Linked DNA regions of Mus musculus: region 1 is linked to region 2. Evidence: chromatin loops called from intact Hi-C (ENCODE). Cell type or tissue: heart. All regions are shown on one strand.

Region 1 (8,000 bases), 58 kb before region 2:
AGGGACAGATTCAGGGCCTTATTAGGCCAAGTGCTCTACTACTTTAGCTATACCCCTTTGAGATGATTTAAATACAGTATCACATACTTATTATGGGTTGACCAATTACCATCATATTGTATTATAACTAGACAGATAGATGTATGTGTATATACACATGAACATATAAATATGTGTGTATATGAAAGTTGACACAATCGAGAGTGGCCTGAGAAGAGACTCAATGAAGAACCATCTAGATCAAGCTGGCCTATGGCCATGTCTGAGAAGGAGTATCTTTTTTTTCCAACATATTTTTATTGACTATTTGGAGATTTTGAATCATATACCACTATCACATTCATTTTCTAGTCTTTCCCTGTCCACCCCCCATCCCTGTTACACCCCCAGCCAAAAAAAAATGGAATTTGTATTATCTCTAGATTCAGTAGAGCGTGGTCAAAGCCTCAGTGGCCTGGTCACTAAATGGAGACAAGTGAGTCCTTACCTTCTGGCATCCCTGCCAGAAGTTATCTATTGTGGAGGGCAACACCTCAGCATCCTATCATAGTTTTAAGAGTTCTCCTCATGGCTTCCTGTCTAGGCTATCACTATTGGGGGGGGTTATCTTCTATGCCCTCTTTCTCAACTGCCTCTAGTCATCAATATCTGTCAAAGTGGCTTATTTGTTTAAAAAGACCATGAGGACATAGATTATGGGCTTTGACATGGTTTGTAATATCAACACACCACAAACAGGGTTCCTGGGTTGCAGTAGAGCCATGGACCACAGCCCTGCGATGTAGCTGGGATCACTGACATCAACTCGGCATCCTGCCACAGCATAAACCACAGACCTCAAATTTCTTGATAGTGTTAATTGATAAGAGAAAGCCCAGCCCACTTGATTGGCACGCTGGTGGAGCGGGGTCCTGAGTGGATGAATATAAAAAAAGCAAGCTGAACACATGCACACATTCACATTCTCTTTGGCTCTTTCCTTTGAACTATCTGCTTCAAGTTCTTGTCTTGATTTCTCCTCAATGATGGGCTATATCATGAAATTCTAAGCAAAACAAACCCTTTCTCTCTTAAGCTGGTTGTGTATGTGTGTGTATGTACACACACACACACACACACACACACACACACACACACGCGCGTGTGTGTTTCTATCTTCCAGGCAAAATGTTTTCCCAAAAAGAGAAAAGCTGGCATATATTTTAGGGTCAGGATATGAACCATACCAGGGAAGCCAGATTCAAGGTCAACATAGAGTACAATCAGCTGATTTTGTATTTAGTCAGTGAAACCACAGTGCATTATAATTCAGAATGTGCATGGTAATGGAACCTACACACATGGAACCCTGAACCGACGTGGGCAGATGTGGCTGGATCAGTACTTTACCATACAGAAGACACCTGAGCAGACTGGTAGTGATGTCAAGTCTTCCTTGGAAGAATGACAAGTGTGGTCCTGGGGAAATATGCATCACAGTGTCATCTCTTGGAGAAGTTTAAAGGGGTCTTCACCATAAACTTAAAGGTCACTCTATATACAGGATATGAGAAGCCCCAAGGGTGGTGAACAGGTGTGGGGTCAAGTAGCTACACATGTCACCTTGACATTACTTCTGTGTCAGGGCTCCAAGTAAAGAAAGAGATGCAGGAAACATGGGGGGACAGAGATCTCATGGAAATGACTATGCTACACCAACCAGTTAAGACTGATGAATGAGTGAGAAGAAAATACATTGCATACATGTATAAATCTTTCAAGAAACTAATAAAATACATATATAAAAATGCTTATCTTCCTTTGTTGATACTAATGTATTTGTGCAAACATTGCCACAAAACTATGACCTGCGATTTCTACTTGGTACCTTAGAGGGAAGAAATAGACTCAGTAAATAGCTATAAATTCACATTGAAAGCTAACAAAAATATAACTTAAAGAAGTTAGAAAATGCAAACATATGTGTAGAAAAAAAAAAAAACGGTACCTGAGCATACCAGCAGACTTGGTAAGGCTGAGTAATGTCATAATGATGAAAGTCCTAGCTGCAGTGACAGGCTTACAGTCTCAGGGTTTCTCTACATCCCACACAGCTACAAACATCTGATTTTTCTATCAACAACTTGTTATGGGATGGCAGAAGTCATATTGCATTATTATAGTGACAGAAAGAAAATAATTTGAAAAATGGCCAATCAAAGGAAACAGCAATGCAGAGAGCCACACTGGCCATCTCTAGCCACATACAAGTGGAAATCCAGCTCTCATTTAACACATGACCAATTAGTAGGAGAGCACCCACTTCAGCTTGAAGCTGAGAGTCTCCAAGAAATGTTTGGCAACCCTCCTGGTTACAAATAAAAGGGAGCATTTGTTATGCTCATAGAAATGCTCAGCCCCAAACAGAATAGGGAAGATGTTTCATCTGAGTTTATTTTCTTGCCTGAACTAGTTTTTAATGGAGACACCTTCAAGTAGTTGATGGGAAGTCTTTGAAGTTGGGACTGTACAGGAATGGAAATAATGAAAGTAACTTAATTCTATCTGGAGTTGAAGCCACAACTAAATCAATTCCCCCCTCCCTCCTTCCCTGCTTTTGAAAAAAAAAAAAGTTGATGACATCTCTGAACCTCTTGCACTAGAAATAAGTGTCAACAGAAATAATAATTGGGTTATAGATCTCAAGAAATTAAGAGAACATTATGTCTGCTGTTTTTGTTTTCTTTTTAAGACTTTAAGGTTGCAGAAATTCCCTTTCCTTCACAAAACAGGTCAAGATTCAGTATCCACAGATGGTTAAGTGACTTATTTATTACCGGTTTTCATGTGTGCTTACAGTATCCAATAGCTATTATTCCTGGGGAAACAAGAGGGTTGCTCAAAATCAACAAGATCTAAATTGCTATGCAGTATCTTTAAAAATGGAAACCTGAGGCTTCCCTAGTTCAGAGAGATGGTGCTGCTTTAAGGATACAGAGAACGAATTCATTACTTGCCACAAGAGGGCAGTTTTGTTCTGCAGTGAAGACGATGGTACAAGGTACTCATATTTTAGTGTGGGTAATACATCTGACACGTCATTATATGGCAAAAATTCTCCTTTCACAGCTTGTCCCATGATTCAGAGAACTTTTATGGCCATGACAAGATGCCTGTGTTTCTCAGAGAGGTAAGAAAGTATCTTGTTCCTGCTATTAGCATGCTGTTTTTTATGCTGGAAGAGTCTGAGGTAAAAGAAATTATCTGCTGAGACTCAGGACTCTGTCCTATTTCCATGAGAACCCAAAACAGCCAACCACAGAGGATGAAAAATGGTCTCAATGTACCCCCCTTCCATGAAGAGCAGGAAAGACAAACGTTACATGCATATATGAATACTAAATAAGTTTTCATAAGGTGTCCGTTTCTCTGCTGAATTAGTCTTAGCAGCTCATAAATCCCTGGCTTTTTTTCCATAATAAGGTCTCTAAGTTACATTTATTTTCATTTCATAATTGGTAGCTACCTTAAGACAAAATTCTTTTCATTAATAAGTAGTCAGCCTTGGAAATTTCCTCATGACAACAGACTGATACAGTGACACTTGAGGTCCTCTCTCTGTAAATGTCTTTCCTGTTCTACTATAGATACTCCTTTGTTTGTACATTGGATTAACAATGGGAGAAGGGAAGGAAATACACAAAAAGATGGTCAGTGTGCATTTTATAGTTTGATCCCAATTGTGAAAATATGCAAATAAGTAAAGGCTGGGAAGAAATATAACACAGTGGAATAATATGCAGCCATTAAAACAATACTTAGGAGAAAAATGCCTATGACAGCGTTAGGCAGAAAAACCAGGTGAGGGTTGGGGAGATGGCTCAGTGGGGAAAGTGCCTACTATGTGAACATGAGGACTTCGGGTCAGATTCCCAGTACCTATTTAAAGGATTGGCATGTGGTGTGTAACCTCAGGGCTGTGGCTCAGAGATAGGCAGAGATGGGATTTGATGGTTAGTAGGCCTTTCAAAGGATCAAACTTCAGGTTCAGTGAGACTCAAAGAATAAATGTGGAGAAGCAGTGGAGCACATGACATGGACCTCTGGCTTCCACATGTGCCTGCTTATATGAGCAAACACACCCCTAAACACACATGCATCCTTCACCTCTCATGCACAAATCAGTCAGCAGAAATAGGTGATGTGCGCATGGTACTACATCTTGTTTTGTGTTTTTACACCCTCCTGATCATTCATAACTAGGTCTATATGGACAGTTATGTTGCATTTATATATCTGTGTGTGTTTTTGAACTTTTCACTTTGTATTTTTGTATTGTAAAAATGAACTGGATTACATTTATTAAAATATAATTAAAATCTGGCAAAGACTTAAATACAGGGTTGAGAAAAGAGAGTTTTCTGTTAGAAAAAGAACTCTGGTTTTCAAATGAGATTATTTTCAGCAAAAGGCATGCCAAAGAGGGATGTATTGTGCCTGGCTGCCTTACTGGATTGATTAAAATGTGCCCTCCTAAGGTTTTCCGCTAGACCCCGTGTGCACAGCCATGACAGAAGGTAATGTTACACAAAAGGAATGCAGAAGGCAGACCCAGAAGTAAATATTCTTGGACATGTTTATGTGGTTAAGAGCAGACATCTGCTGTGGAAGTCCACTTCACAGTAGTGAAGGATATGCACAAGCCAAGCAGTAAGACTTTCTTAAAATTTCTCCCCCGAGACTGGTAAATCAGGTGGCTTGGACAATACCAACACACAGGACCAAGCCTATCTAGGAACCAGGCTCAGCTCTAATTGTTGAGGCTTGGCGCCTCCTTTACCTCAGCTTCACTGCCTAAAGTGACACACATTTCAAAATATATCATATCTGGGGACCAAGTATTCAAGTACATGAACCTGTTGGGAGCATTCACATCCTAACCCTGGAAAGCCTCTTTTCTATACCTGTATACACAGGCACTAAGTTTTGTTGATTAAGTGTTTAGCAGTTTAAATTCCACAGTCAAAAGACTGATAACATTTTTGTGGTTTTATTTTATTGCTTGTTTGTTTTTTGAGACAGGGTCTTGTTTATATACACCAGGCTGGCCTTAAACCAATTTCCTATCTCAGCTTCCTGAGTCCTGGGTGAAAGGAGTACATCACTATAGCTAGTTCGAGACTGATAACACTTTGTGTGGTGTTTGTGTAGAGTATGTGTGTAGGCACGTATGTGTGTGCACGTTTGGAAGCCAGAGGTAAGAAATAGATGCTGGTCTCTTGTTCTCTGCCTTAATTTTTGGCGCAGGTTATCTCAGTGAACCTGAAAGTTTCCATTTGGGGTAGACTGGGTGGTCAGTGAGGTTCTAGGATCTACTAGTTTCTCCCCTGCCTCAGCACAAGGTTTACAAGTGAGTACATAACACTATCACATGACCAGAAGACAGAGGAGGGAAGAAGAGAAGCCATTTAGTGAGCTCAGTAGGCCATGCCTCTTAAATATCCACTGCCCAACTGCTTCTAGCACCTGAATCCTTGGGGGCAACACACTAAAATCGTTGTATTGAGTATTCACTGCACCCAATTTTTACTTGGGTATCAGGAATCCACTCAGGTCGCTTATGGTCACACGAGAGGCACTTTTCCATCTGAGCTATCTTCCTGGCCCCAAGACTGATTAATACCTGAAATGTAAAATAAAATAAAAAGGCAATAGCAGCAGTGAGCAGGGTCCCTCAATCTCAGTCCTGATACTAGGTATCATATCAAGGTCCTATCTTGTGGAGCCTGTCTCTGAGAGTCGAGATTTTATCTCCAATTCAAAACAGCTACAACAGATGAGAGAGAAACCACTGTGTTTCACCAGCTTGAGATTAGCAACCCAGCACCTATCACCAGAGTTTATATACATAAACTGATTGGCATTCAGCAAGTTCAAATGGCTTCAACATAGGTTCCCTGACCCACAAGACATAAACCATTAGAAGATGCTTGCTCATCACTATGGACTGAATACAACAGTTTGAGTGTGTCCCCCAAGAAGTGACATGTTGACATGAGTGTGGTAGTAGAAATTTAAAAGGCAAGGTCTCCTGAGGTCACAGACTGGCCCCTACCCCTTCTCTGTGTCCTAGTGTTGTGATGTAATCCCTCTTAGCAGTGCGATGTGATGACAATGAAGAGAGTGAAGCTACAGGGCCCTCATATGAGCCAGACCTACCTATATATGATGTTTGGACTTTCAGGCTCAAAAACTGAGTTAAACAAACTTCTATATTTGAGTAAGTAGCCAGCCTCACACAATTCCTTTAGTAACAAAAAAACCCAGCCTAATTCAATGACACCTCCACCCCAAATCTCTCTGGTCTTTCCTAGTCTAAGGCAGGTTTTTTCATTTCTACAACAGAAAGCAATTGATTTTTACTAGAACAAGACCCACAATATTTCAGTCATTTTTAAATTTACTTTTCTGTAAATCTAAAAAACTGCCTGCTCTGGAAAATGATACCCTGAATACTGGCATGCAAGAGTTTGCATGGACATGGTTTTATTCTTTGGTGTATTTATTTTGAAGTAGAGACTTTTGGCCATATAATAGTTCTAGATCTGGACTAGTGAAGAACTATTAATCCGTTTTAAAGCAGCTACTATATCCATCAATATTTTGGGAGCTTTAATTTTTATTATTTTATGCGTGGGGGTGTTTTGTCTACATGTATGTCTGTGTGCTACATGCATGCCTGGTGTCCACTAGAAGAGACCATCAGATACCCTGAAACTGGAGTTACAGATGCTTGTGAGCTGCCAAGCTCGGGGATGGGAATCAAACCTGAGTCCTTCGGAAGAGCTTTATGTTCTGGAAGTGATATAATAAACATTGTGATATTTTTTAAAAAGTGGGTCAGAGTTACTAAAAGCCATTAAAATGTAGCTGAACATTTAAATATGTGCAAATAAAACAAAGCCCTCAAATCAAAAGGAACAATTATTTACTTCCTTGCTTGTTTATTTACTATTCTGTTACAGTGCTCAGGATGAAACCTGGGGCTACATCCACGATAAGCAGATGCCTTACAGCTGTGCTGTACCCCTAACCACTTCCTAGCATACTTTGGATGTGTATTTCAAGTGATCAGTTGGCACACACACCACTCTCTGCAGTCTGGTAAATCCTGGCCTGTGACTAGATTTATGCAGGGGAATCTGCATGAACTTTCTACAAAATTTCAAAGTTAGTCAGCAAGTCAGTCTGCAGACAGACATAATTCATATTCACAAACTAATGAAGCAGTGAATTCACATGTGGGATACAAATAAAGATACACTCCTGGGTCCCATTCTAGTAAAAGTGGCAGTTTACTTGTAGCTCATGATATTGACAAGAAAGATTTTTGAGTGTTGTCTCCTCACAGTAACACTTGGAGAAGTTTATTTTAGCTCAGCCAAAATCCAAAACTCTTAGAGGGTCATCTAAGGTGAAAAGTAAGTATGAAAGCCCCAGTAGGCTGCTGATGTTCCAGCCTTCCCTCTCTCCTTCAATTTCAGCTGAAGTACCTGCAATTTCTTTATTAAATGTAATTTGGAAACAAGTGCAGAGCTTTGCAGAATGCAGGCCTACTTCTCAAATGGATTTTCAGGCACAAGGTAGAGTGGCCCCATGGAAGGAGGTTCCTTACCGTCACAGTGAGTGCATGTGTAGACCTCTGGAACAGTGGGCTACCCAGTATCCGATCACAGAACTTGAGAGGTGCTCACAAAGTCCAGGACCACCCTACATAGAAACAGAAAGATTTGCAAACAAATGTCATAAAAATCCATGAAGGCAGCATATCCACATCTCAACCCTCCTGTTCCTTTAGACATTCTTCTCATCCTAAGTCAAATTTTTTCATTTTATTTGCTCATCGTTTTTGTCTTCACCTTTTAGATGAAGATACAGGTTCTAGATGCAAAGAATAAAAATGGAATAGGGATTAAAATAGCTGGCTAGGCATTATTATGCATGTAGCAATTCTGAAATGA
Region 2 (8,000 bases):
CACATGCAAACCATGTGCATGCACCACATGAATACAGTGTCCACAGAGGCCAGAAGGTGATATCAGATCCCCTGAAACTAGTTACAGACAGTTGTAAGCTGGGTGCCAGGACTGCAACCCAATTCCTCTAGAAGAGCAGCCAGTGCTCTTAAAACAAGGAGCCATCTCTCCAGCTCTTATTCCCAAGTTTTCTAAGGGGCTGTTCCCAACTGTGAGTGACCATGCCCACCCAGTGACAAGGTCTGTATACATCTTAGGCTACTACAATTAAGGATGAGGATGTTCTTGGTTTGAAATAGTAGAGACATCTGGGATGCTGTTCAAAATCCTACAGTTACAATACACTAGTCCTTCCTTACTTGAGGTTTCTGTAGTTTGACTTCTGCTGATTTCAGCTGTATGTGAACTAAAACTATTAAGTGCAAAATCCCACAACTAAACTCCTCTGTTTTAAGTATGAATTATTGTGCTGTTCCCCTCTACCTCATCTAGAGGGAGATTCGTCCATTGGTTCAGCATATCTACACTGTATACACTACTTCTCCACTGGTCAGTTAGAAAACATCTCTTTTATCATATGACTTGTCATAGCACTACAATGCTTATGCATTCAAATTTTTTTTATTTTACTTAATATTAAGCTTCATGCTAACCTTACCCTCTTCACTTCATCACAGAGGCATCACAGGAATAGTGGGTACCACATAATGATGAAGGAAATTCACATTCATATAGTTATCGTAGTACAGTGGTACAACTGTTTTATTTATTATTATTTTAATCTCATGCTGTGATAATGTATATTCAGTTTATTACACATATGCAGGCACAGAAAAAGAAAAATTTCAAACAAACATTGGTATCAAGAATCTACTGGAGACCTTAAGCCACATGCTGTATGGGTGAGGGTCAACTATTTTTAGTTCTACTGGAATGGTAAATTCTACTGTGAACAGTATGAGGGGCTGAGAGGACACAAATATATAGGTAGTATATGAGTACATTAGGGAGATCAATGAACTCAGAGATAAATCAACACAGGCAATGATTTTCCATGATCAAACTGGTAAATTTGCTTCATCCATAGCTTTGCAATATATGTTAACCATTTTATGAATGCCAGACCATTTAGGCCCACCCTTCACTCTTTGTCTGCGGTATTGAACAGGTTTCCTAACTAGTTTCCCATTGTCTAGTCTCATGACCTTGAAGAAAATCTATTTACTCTCCTCACACCTGCAGCAAAATCAACACCTCTATCTTTCACATCCACGCCTGAATTCTGTAAGGCCTGTCTTATCAGAGTTATTCCTTGCAGACTATGCTCTTTTGGATCCTTGATAAAAAATTGCTAAGTACTCTCAAGGAGCCTGGTCTCTGAGTGGTCATTTCTGCGTGTGAAGCAGTTTCTAGGAATCAAGAGCACAGATCCCAGGCCAGAGAAGCTAAGGCAGAACCAGCTGGCTTAGGATCCCAGGGTCCCACACACTCAGGACTTTCTGCTCCTTGCCTACATAAAGTAAATAAAAGATGGGAACAATGTTACAGGACAGACTCTACCACATGCATTAAAGAGTGCACAGAATCCCTCCTGGCATGCAGAGAATGTCATATCTAAAATTGGTCTTGGGATTGAACTCCATAGTGCGTGCAAAATATATATAGTCTTGTCATTCAGAACTGTGCTACCTAGACAAAAACCTGGTAGAGTAGGGTAACTTTCATCATCCACCTTCCCCTTAAAACATTCAAGGGGCACCTAATGTTATCCATATGCTGGGAGTGATAAAGATATATGGAAAAATGCATGTTCCTTCTCTGCTCCTGGCTCATCAAAATTATCAGTTAGCTAAAGTCGTGGCACATACCTGTCACCTCATCACTAGTTTGAGGACAGCCTGGAATGCAGAGTAAGACTGTGTGACAAAATAAACCAACTAATAAATAACACTGGAAATAAAAACAAAGTATTTTGAGCTGGGTGGTAGTGGCACATGCCTTTAATCCCAGCACTCAGGAGACAGAGGCAGGTGGATCTCTGAGTTTACAGCCTGGTCTACAAAGTGAGTTCCGGGACAGCCAGAGCTACACAGAGAAACCCTGTCTCCCTCTCAAAAAAAAAAAAAAAAAAAAAAAAAAAAAAAAAAAAAAAGAAATTATTACTTCAAACTTTTCCTTTTTACATCAAAATAAAAATGGTTTTTGCACTAATTCCTTGTAACTTTTTCTTTGCTTTTAGGGTGTAGGCGAATGCATACATGTCTCTCTCTCTCTCTCTGTTTCTCTTTCTGTCTGTGTGTGCGCTCATGCACACTTGCGCATGCACCTCTTACCCAGCTTATGAAGTTAAACATGGGCACAACCACACCCAACTTTTACATGGGTGCTGGGGATCTGAGTGCTGGTCTTCATGAACATTTCTAGCTCTAATACCTCACTTTCATTTTCTGCTTTTTCTGTAAACCTCATGAAGCCTATTTAAGGCCCAGACTTCAATGGAGTTTAGAGAAAGATCACCCTTTAACAGGTAAAGAGATAGAAAATAACTTGGGTGTGTTAAACCTGACATACAAGAATTTATTTCTAAGTTATTTTTTTATTTGTGTTTATATGTATGTGCATGTATATGGCACAGAGGCCAGAAAAAGAGTCCCTAGAGTCAGAGTTACAGGTAGTAGTGAACCAACTGACTTGGTGCTGGGAACAGAGCTCAGGTCCTCTGCAAGAGAAATGAGCACTCTGAACCACTGAGCCATTTCTCTAGCCACCAAGACTTTTTAATTGCAGTAAAATGCAAGGATTTGGGTACTTTGTTAATCATTAGAAATCTTTCTTGTATAAACCACTTTTGAAGAACTATATCTCTCACATTCAGACCTGAATGACCTCCAAAGCTTTGCCTAGGGTCTGGCAGAAACTGTGTGATCCAGTATTCATCACACTAAATTTAGAAATACATTGTGTCCCCGAGGCACTTCCACAGGAAGCGAGATTAAAATAGGATGCATGCCGCTAACACATCAGAATTCAAAAGCTACTGCCAGCTACCAACCTCCAAGAAACCACAACAGTCTCAGTAAGCGAAACCCTTATCTTTCCCCACCCAGGAAAGGAGGGGGGAAATGATCTCACAATCACATACAAAATAACAAAAATGAAATAACAAGATGGGCCAGAGAAAGTAGATGGTAACAACAAAGAGAAATAGAGCTGAAGCCACCATGAAGGTACTACTAACCCAAAGTTTGCCAATGAACACAGCATTCTATTGGGAGGATGGGTACCACAGATCTAATGCTTATTCAATAATAAAAACAAACCATCAGAAAACCCAGCTTCTAGACTTCTTATGCGTGTATAAAATTTCTTCTGCGGGTCCCAGAAAGAAAGCATTCTCAAGGAGGGGGAAACAACAGGGACAGTTCTTTAGTAATTCTTAATCCTGGCTAAATGGCAACACTAAAAAATAACTAACAAATAAAATCTGGGTGGCTATGGTACAGTTCCCTGCAGCCTGGCTTACTCCCAGGATACATGCAGAACCACTCACAAGCCCAAATGAGCTACATGCTGGTCACAAGAGGTTGCAGAAAAAACTTGCTGAATCTTGCAATCACATTTTGGTGCCAGTAAGTATATACAGAGTGCAGTGGATAAGCCTCACACTCGGGGAAACACCTTCAGGATCATGGTGTCTCCTCTACCAGGAAGTAAGTATCCATAATATTGGTTTAAACAGTTGTTTAATAACCTATCATATGGCGATCAGGGTCATTCACCCCTGCCCTCAAGCCTTCAACTTATTATAAATAATAATGCATGAAGGCTAGAACATTTTTTAAATTTTTTTATTCATCTATACTTTAAATGTGTTTATTGCAATGCTAGAAATTAAACCCTGGAACCCTGCATGTGCTAGGCAAGTGCTCTACCACTGAAGTACATCCCCAGCTTAAGACCCTTTCTTTGTCTTTCTTTTGAAGCAGACTCTATGTATATGTAAATGGTCTGGGACTCTTTAAGCAGCTTGAGAGATCTTGACTTCCTTATCCCCTGCCTTCAACTGAGTTCCAACATTAAAAGGCATACACTACCATATCTCTATGTAGTGCTGGGGAACAAACCCAGTGTTTCCTGCATGCTTAGGGAAGTATTCCACCAACTAAGTTAAACATCCACTGCTAATTTGTTTCACTTCATTTCCATTCATTTGAGATGGGTTCTCCTTATGTAGCCCTAATTGAGCCAGAACTTGAAATGTAGATCAGTATTGTCCTAGCAATCCCCATATCTCTACCTCTAAATGCTGAAATTATAGGCATCAGCCACCATGCCTGGCCTACAAGAATAACATTTTTTTTTGGTATCAAAACATTGTGTGGATTACCTATACAGTAAAACCCAAAGCTTGGCTTTCATAATCTAATGCTTCAGAAAAGCATACCTAAAGAGCAAGACCATACTACACAATGAAACTGTATTCTATGGCGATGTTTAAATAATATTTCCATTTATTACACAAAGATCTGACTATTTACAAAATAGTCACATTCATGAGTCTATATACATAAGACTGTTAACAATATCTGGTGGGTTCATTAAAATTTGTCCAGATTCCTTAAGAAATAATTTTGAAACATCTAGCATTAAAACATTGTCATGAATTTGGGTTGGGAATTTCAGAAGGAAAAACCCTAACATTTCAGTCTAGAAACACAATCATTACAATATGAGAATCAGAGGCCTCAAACTTGAATTGCAGTATGTTCTGGTTATACAAGAGCCAACTGCCTGAATAGGCTCTTCCCTGTGTCTGCTCTTCCTCTTATCTGTGTGAACAGAGTGACTAATTGAATCCCGTTCTCTCAGACAAAAACCCAGTGACTTAGGTTCCTTTGACAAAAGGAATACAGCAAAGGCAATGTTTTCTTGACAGCAAATGTCTTCTCTACTGCTTTCCTGGCTAAAAATAAAGCAAGCTTCCATCTCTGTCTTTCTGTCTCTTTAATTTGTTTGGTTTTAGGTTTTATTTAGCACATATGAGTGTTTTGCCTGTATGCATGTGTATGTACACCACATGCATGCCTAGTACACACGGGGGTTAGCACAGGGTGTCAGATGCCTTGGAACTGCGGTTATGGATGGTGTGAACCTGAGTCCTCTGGAAGAACAAGAAATGTTCTTGACCACTGAGCTATCTCAAGTCCCAGTAGGATATGTTTGGACTCCCCCTATTATCTCAAGTCCTGCACATAAGGAGTAGTCATTTGGTATATATGGAGTCTACTTAAATTTTAGCAAGTAAGTTTAGTGTAGAAACACATGGACTCAGTATTCTGCAAGTTGGAAGGGTAGTAACTCTGAGAAGTAAACACCACCTTTTTTTTTAACACTCTTGAGAGCTTAGCCTCTGAGGCACAAATAAGTCAGCTTATTAGAGAAACAATATTTTATCATACCAGACACTGATCAAAATATTACAGTTGTAAGAAACTATAAAAATATCACAAAGCCTTGCCATTTCAGAAGTTGACATTAATGACAGAAGAATCATTATTAAGTGATTCTATTTCAAAACTGTCTATATTTGGATAATGGATCACATTGTCACCATATGTTTACTTGGTCAATAACCAAGATGGTGAAGGTTTTTGCTGAACCAACTAGGAAAAGTCAAGTCCTGAGCATATGTCTCTACACAGACACTAGGACTTCTTAAATATGACAACATTGATGAGAAAAAGAGGCCCCAGATTAGAACCATGTGAACCACCAAAGGAGCTTTCTACATCTGTTGTGTTAAAACAATAACCTCAATAAACTCTACAGATGCAACAGTGAGCCTCGACCTGCCTACTTCCCAGAACCATCTGGCATTGCTGTTTCAGAACCGCCTCCATTTGTGCCTTATGTAATAGCCACTGCATTCAAAGACAGAGCCCTTGGAGACTTACACGTGGACTCCCCATTCCAAGCAACCTCTGACTACACTGGGGTTTGGCCCAGTCACCATGTATAAAACAAGTCAGTATGGGAACAATGCAATTGTTTTATATTGTTTTAAATTGTTGTCATATTGCTTTAGGATTACTTCTTCATCTCCCATATTTCTAAACTGAAGGTGAGGTCCTTGGCCCTCTTTTCACTACCATCATCATTTCACTACCATTGTCTTAACCCTAACTGTTATGGTGGTAACACTAAATCTTTTTTTGAAGCTCCTATTTCCTCCATGGGCTTTGTGGTGGTTTGAGTAAGAATGGTCCCTGTAGGTTCATATATTTAAATGCTTAGTCATTGTGGAACTACTTGAGAAGAATTAGGGAGTCATATAGCCTTATTGGAGTAGGTGTGACCTTTGTTGGAGAAAGTGTGCTAGCTTGGAAGTTTCAAAAGCCCATGCTCCCTCTTCCGGCTTCCTATCTGGATTTAGAAATCTCAGCTACTTGTCCAGCATCATGTCTGCCTGCATGCCACCAACCACCCTGCCATGATGATAAAGGACTAAACCTCTGAAAGTAAATTAAATTCTTTCTTTTTATAAGAGTTGCCATGGTCATGGTGTTTCTTCATGGCAACAGAACAGTGACTAAAGCAGCCTTCATTTGCAGCTTTACTTGGGTATCCAGAACTTCTTATTTCAGAGGTATACTTACTCCAACCTTAAGTTCTCTTCAGTCTTCTGACTTACCAACTGGTGCCCTTTGCCTCCAGGTTCCAAACACTGACCTCTTGGACTCTCTTCCTCCACCCACCACCCACAGAATTCTACCCACCAGATATTAAGTCCTATGACTATAACCACATAGAATTCTTAACACTTCATGTATCTACACAGACTGTCACTTCCATGGTTCTCTAGTCTCTGCACAGTGGCAAGAAATTGAGGTCAACCTGATAATTTCTCCTGCAAGAATATACAACTCTTCCTAAAGCAGAGATCAGACCATGGCTCATCATTCAAAAACATGCCATGAGTTAAATCACTGTCTGAGAAAAAACAAACAAAGTATGTTCCTTCCATTTGCTGCCTGGACATGTGCTTTCTATGCCACCAGAAGGGGTGGAGATGGGGACCAGTAACATTCCCAAGAATTATATACAATACTTCAAATTCCATTCTTAGCAGGGAAAAAATGTCCTCCCCACTAGAGTTTCCCTCACTTCAATCCCCTCAAGCTGGAACTATGGATGATTCCTGGCAAGGGGGAATATAAGTTACAGATAAAAGGACTCTAAGCTCTCATCTTTCTTACGCTCTAGCCCTCCTTTTCTCTACCTTGTCTCTTTCCCCCTGCCTTTCTACAATAAAGCTCTAAAACCATAAAAAAAAAATGTTAGGTTGCTAAAGAGCTGACAGCATTTAGGAAAGAGAAAACACTCTGGGTTTTATGAGAGAGTATATACTAAATAGAACACACAAGAGCCGCTCTCCCACTACTAGTCTTCTAAAGCAGTTCATATCACACAAACCAATTCTATCCACAAGTGTTCTCAAAAGAGTTCTTTGAATGAGGAAGAGGGCAAAAGCCAATGCCTGTGATCCTTTGTAAGAAAAAATATGATCAGTCTCCTCTGGCTTTCAGAGTGGAAGGGGCTATGGACTAAGGGATGTGGTAGCCTCTAAAACATGGATGGGTTTCCCCTGAAAATAACATCCAAAAAATAACATGATATTGCGTTTAACAAAATGAGCTGACTTCAGATTTGTGACCTCCAAACTGTATGACAGTAAACCTGCGCTGTTTTATATATCTAAGTTTATAGAAAGTATACTGTTTCAGCAGCCAGTAGCAAGTAATACACCTACCTCTTGCTGCTGATTGCCAAATACAGGACACTCACATCATTTTACAGTACTTAGCTAGCATTTTGTATTATAAGGCTCTGGAATTCAGAATGATTATGAAGCTCCAGTTCTATACATCAAGCAGCTTATAATATTTGCAGTCCTTTGTTGTACCTCAAACAAGTGGTTTGAGTGACTGAGTGACCCTGTC

Evidence for each region. A loop is a pair of places that touch in the nucleus more often than their neighbours do. Peaks named below come from ENCODE experiments on the same cell type or tissue, not always from the same donor. Only the 100,000 strongest peaks of a DNase experiment are listed, where the experiment ranks them.
Region 1: it touches region 2 in a loop (2.0-fold over the local background); 6 of 42 quality-filtered maps call a loop at or near these places.

The regions. Positions count from the first base shown.
Region 1 is chrX:77,633,295-77,641,294 of GRCm38, reverse strand. Tbl1x (transducin (beta)-like 1 X-linked) reads right to left here. Exons shown (of 16, transcript NM_020601.2): 2 at 7,655-7,749. Gm52447 (a long non-coding RNA gene) reads left to right here. Exons shown (of 3, transcript XR_003953113.1): 2 at 3,109-3,169. Among named protein-coding and RNA genes, the nearest start is that of Gm52447, 5.1 kb to the left of the region's middle. In heart, a CTCF peak has its summit at 3,003 (motif pointing right); no DNase peak of the experiment used is centred here.
Region 2 is chrX:77,575,205-77,583,204 of GRCm38, reverse strand. The region is part of intron 1 of Tbl1x (transducin (beta)-like 1 X-linked); the gene reads right to left. Among named protein-coding and RNA genes, the nearest start is that of Gm52447, 63 kb to the left of the region's middle. In heart, no CTCF peak of the experiment used is centred here; a DNase peak (open chromatin) is centred at 3,014.